2 separate regions of the Homo sapiens genome follow, and region 2 is linked to region 1. The links are chromatin loops, found by intact Hi-C in ENCODE. Cell type or tissue: PC-3. All regions are shown on one strand. Region 1 holds the start of MIR4774 (microRNA 4774). Region 2 overlaps CERS6 (ceramide synthase 6).

Region 1 (2,500 bases):
CGTGCTATGCAAACATAAGGTTTCAAATGTGGTCAGTCAGGATTTTGAAAACTAGAATTTTCATACACCTTTATTTTACGTGATGCATTATTTTAATATTGATGTGAAGTTAAACAAGGTCAGTTTGACCTTGTGTCCAGTGCAATTCCCAAATTTGACTGCTGCAGTTTACTGAAATTGCATACATACAACAGCTTTAGGTGCCTGGATTCACAGTGAGCTAGTGAAATAGCTGGTGATTTCATAGTGAGCCAGTGAAATAGCCATCCTTCCCAAGCACCCACAGTGTACAGTTATGGTATAGAGGGGCCTTGATGGGCATGGCCTTTGAAAGACATGAAAGCTATAGATTAGCCTATATTGTTGTCTGGTATGTAGTAGGTAATAACTGACAAACAGACAATTGCCTAACATGTGCCAGAAAACAACATAGGCAAGGCTTGCAGTTACAAAATAATGCATAGACAAATGTACATTTAATCAAATTTGGCTGGCTTGAGGGAATGGTTGATATACACAGCACAGACTGATCAATTTGGTAGTGTTAAGCAGAAAATCGCTCTTATAGGACAAGAATCTTGTAAAATTTTGAACCTTAGAAATATGCACTAATGACAGTGTGGTGTAGGAATAGATAGTGATGGGGAGGGCGTCGAGACAGGTACAAATAAGTAGTGTGTGTTGATTGACGGGCATGTCCTTTTGGCAAAGAGAGACTCCACCAAGAAAGTGATTGGGAAATGAGCTAAGAAAAGTGTGAGAGAAGAAGACACTTCAGTTCTGACATTCAAGAAACAGCCCCACTCTGATTTGGATAGGGGCAAAGCCTAACTATAGATCATTTTTCAGCCAACTACAGAATCTTTTTAGCTTTCCTTGCTTCTTTTTCATTTGCTTTCTCTTTCGAATTTGAGGAGTAGATTGCAGTTTAACCACATGCTATGAGCTCAGGCCTCTTGGGTGGCCTCCCTGGGTCTTAGACCAAACCAGTCATTAGGCTTTTAGAGAATAATTTTAAAATGCCATCCCTTAATATTGTCAGGGTTGTTTGAACTATGAGAAGAAGATAATGAGCATGAAGCAGGACCTTTAGAGGACTAGGTTGTCTGGAGTTTGTAGTTAGTTGAAAGGCTACAGGGTCCATTTATTCCTGTAATTTTATTTGCCTTCCTGCTCTGATGTATCATTATTTGTCATCCATGGATATGGAATTCATTCTATCATTCAATAAAATGAATGCTGACTCTGTGCTGGCTGCTTTTCGAGGCCTTGTGAATATTCTCTGTTTGGCGATTATTGTAATGGCCTTTTGCCATCATGACCTGGCCTTTTGCCATCATGACAGCATCTGACATGTACTGACATGTACTGAATACTTAGAATGTACCAAGATCGCTTCCTTAGTCATCTTATTTAATCCTTCCAACACTCTCATTGGGTAGATGATTTTACCCTAATTTTCAAAAGGTTAAGCAGTTTACCCACGATAGGTAGTGAGAGTCAGGATCTGTGTGTGACTGGCCCTAATGCCTATGCTTCCTAAGTAATTTCCTAAGTAATCAAAGCTGCTTTTAAGATTAACTTTCTCCAAAGATGCAGGTATTGCTCATTCCTTTTTTATAGCTGAGTCACAGACATAATGAATACTGCCAGTGAGCTGCAGTGAAACTGTATCTTTAAAAGAAAAATGTTTTTTAGGTTTCTCAATTCCCATGTTTTTGCTGTTTGCGTGATACCCCTCTGTGGAAATTAACAAACCTTTTGCTGTTGGTTTTTCAGTAATATCTATCTACATAGAAAAACTTCACAGTGGAATCTGTTTGTGTAATATGTGTGAGAGAGAGAAAGACAGACATAATGCTGTCATGATTAGTAAGCCATGACCAAACTGTATGTGCACATACACACAGCTTCTGTGGGTCTCACTGAGACTAAATTTGGCCACACATTCCCTAATTTATTTTTACACAATTTCCCTGTTTCACTGTAGACCTTTTCCCTAACATCAGTTTATCCCAACGACTCTGTCAAAACAGATAATAGTGGGGCACCAATTACTTGGAGTTTGATAACACTATTTGAATTAAAATCTATTCACATACTTCAAGGCATCCTTTCACTGAAATTGAGAGGTACTCATTGGCAACTTGATATGGAGAATTTGGGGCAAATTCCTTTTTTAACTCTAGACATCAACAAACAAAAATGGCTGCAAGAAATTGTGGGGTTTTTTGTTTGTTTTTTGTTTTATGACACAAAGTAGTTAAGAGCAAGGCTTGGATTAGTTTCCTGTGAAATGGTTGGAGGAAGTAGAAAATATGTAAGTGAATATTATCTCTGGATTTATGGCTGCACTCATTGTCAATTTTTGAGCTCTCATTGAAAGAGATGGCAGAAAGAGTTAGCAGGATTTCATCTCCTGTCTTAAGGATTTAACAAAAAGAAATGCCAACTCCATATTTGCTGAGCTATAACAGGTGGTTGATTCTTCCAGTTGAAG
Region 2 (2,500 bases), 52 kb before region 1:
GAAAAGAAAAAGATGGATGAGGAAAGGTTTATAGGATTCAGGCTGTTTATTCTGGAAGAGAGAAGAATGCAAGATGACTTAATCTGTGTTTTGAAATATTTGAGGAGGTTATAGACTGCACCATCTCTCTAGAGGACTGAGAAAAGAGGAAATGGGTTTACATTTCAGCAAGAAGGAATGACACAGGAAGAACATTTTGAGTATGATGAAAAACTAAAATAGGACACTTAGGGAAGATTAAAAAACAACTTTTTATTTTGAAATAATTATAGATTCACAGGAAATTGCAAAGAAACATACAGGGAGATTTCATGCCTAAAGGAAGTTTTTGAATGCTCTCTCTAGAGAAAAATCTGGCTTGGAGAAAGGCAGTTGGACCAAATGACATAGTAAGCTGGAAGTTTTCTGGCTCTTTCACAAATCTGTGCATCTTATGCTCTTCCCATAACATGTTTCCCATTAAAAGTCACTGACTGTCCGGGTGCGGTGGCTCACGTCTGTAATCCCAGCACTTTGGGAGGCCAAGGCGGGTGGATCACCTGAGCTCAGGAGTTTGAGACCAGCATGACCAACATGGTGAAACCCCGTCTCTACTAAAAATACAAAATTAGCCAGGCGTGGTGGCAGGTGCCTATACTTCCAGTTACTCGGGAGGCTAAGGCAGGAGAGTTGCTTGAACCTGAGAGGTGGAGGTTGCAGTGAGGCAGGATCGCTCCACTGCACTCCAGCCTGGGCAACAGAGCGAGACTCTGTCTCAAAAAAAAAAAAAAAAGGTCAGTGACCACCACAGACGAGGGCACCTTCTGATGTGTGAAAAGTATGTTTCTTGTCATGAAAATTTAAGGAGAACCAGCACTTGCTGAATATTTTCCAAATTTGGGCTCCATTGTGAGAGGTGCTCAGACAAAATTTGCCAGGTAGATTTTATTGTCTTCATTTTGTAAGCATAGTAACTAGGGTTCAGAAATATTAAACTGCTTTCCAACAATCTAGGCTCAGAGTAGGTGCACCTGGGATATGAGTTTGCACCAGAGGAATTGTTCTTTCTACTATATGATGCTACTAGAGAACAATTCATATTTTTCCTAAGAAGAAAATTGTCTTCTTACTGCACACTACTCTGCATGCCATCCTCCCCTATCTCTGTCCCATTCCAGTTGCTCCCAAGGTGCCAGTGATTTAGAAAATCCCAACATGAAACAGAGTGTAATTATGATTTTCGTTATGTAGATGAGAAAATAGAGAAGTTCTGTGGTGTCTCCAGGCCCAGGAAGAAGCAATTTCTTTTCTGGTGGCATCAGAGATTCTCTTAACTATATTTATTTAGTGTTGATAACACTTTTTTTGGAGTAATTTCATCTAGTTGCATAGTTTCATGTCTTTTGGTGTTCTCATTGCCTTGAATGCCATCCTTTTTTTTCTATCTGTACAGGTACTAAAAATGGCCTTTTATTTTTATTCCATTTGTTTTCTCCTTTGTCTCAGTCACAGTGTAGCCCTTTGCTAGAAGAGCCCCGTGGAGTTAGCTAAATTGTAGCTGTCTCAGGGCTTTCCATGTTAGATTTTTGTATCATTGAGGTTTTGAGTCTTACCTGGGATAGAGACCATCTTGTTCATCTCTATTTTTAACAATACTTACTTTTAATTTTTGGCATTAAAAATTTGAACTCTCATTTTAAGATGTTGAAAAATACAGAAAAACATTTTTTAAAGAATATAAAGTAAGCCATAATCCCATTGTTTGGCAACAAATACCGGTAACCTTTTAATATATTTTCAGTTTCTTTTATATGGCAGAAATTTATATGTAAATAAACAGTGACCAGATAGACATTGTTTTCTCTCATTTCTGAGCATTTTTTTATGTTACTAAATATTCATTGAAAGCATTTAAGTTATTTACCTTTAAAATAAATATAAAGTGTATATAAGCACAAATTTAAAGTAGTACAGAAAAGTATGAAATACACATTGTCTTAACCCTAAAAGGTTATTGCCTTTAACAGTTTCTCACTACTCTTCCTGATAACAAATTTTAAAAGTACCTACACAAGTGGAATATTATACTTGTTGTGTATCTTGCATTTTATACTTGTTGTATATCTTGCATTGATTTTCGCATGAATGTTCATCAGGGATATTGGCCTGAAATTTTCTTTTTTTGTTGTGTCTCTGCCAGGTTTTGGTATCAGGATGATGCTGGCCTCATAAAATGAGTTAGGGAGGAGTCCCTCTTTTTCTATTGTTTGGAACAGATTGGAATAGTTTGGAATAGATTGGAATAGTTTGGAATAGTTTGGAATAGACTGGAATAGTTTGGAATAGATTGGAATTGTTTGACGACTTCTTTTCCTATTTGAATACCTTTTATTTCTTTCTCTTGCCTAATTGCCATGGCCAGAACTTCTCATATTATGTTGAATAGGAGTGGTGAGAGAGGGCATCCTTGTCTTGTGCCCAAAGGGAATGCTTCCAGCTTTTGCCCATTCGGTATGATGAG

The links. Peaks named below come from ENCODE experiments on the same cell type or tissue, not always from the same donor. Only the 100,000 strongest peaks of a DNase experiment are listed, where the experiment ranks them.
Region 2: it touches region 1 in a loop (2.3-fold over the local background); 4 of 110 quality-filtered maps call a loop at or near these places.

What each region holds. Positions count from the first base shown.
Region 1 is chr2:168,582,587-168,585,086 of GRCh38, forward strand. The region is part of intron 3 of CERS6 (ceramide synthase 6); the gene reads left to right. It overlaps MIR4774 (microRNA 4774), which reads left to right and starts at 357; the gene lies at 357-432. In PC-3, no CTCF peak of the experiment used is centred here; DNase peaks (open chromatin) are centred at 1,335 and 1,575; H3K4me3 peaks cover 1,382 bases; H3K27ac peaks cover 2,306 bases.
Region 2 is chr2:168,531,065-168,533,564 of GRCh38, forward strand. The region is part of intron 1 of CERS6 (ceramide synthase 6); the gene reads left to right. Among named protein-coding and RNA genes, the nearest start is that of MIR4774, 51 kb to the right of the region's middle. In PC-3, no CTCF peak of the experiment used is centred here; no DNase peak of the experiment used is centred here.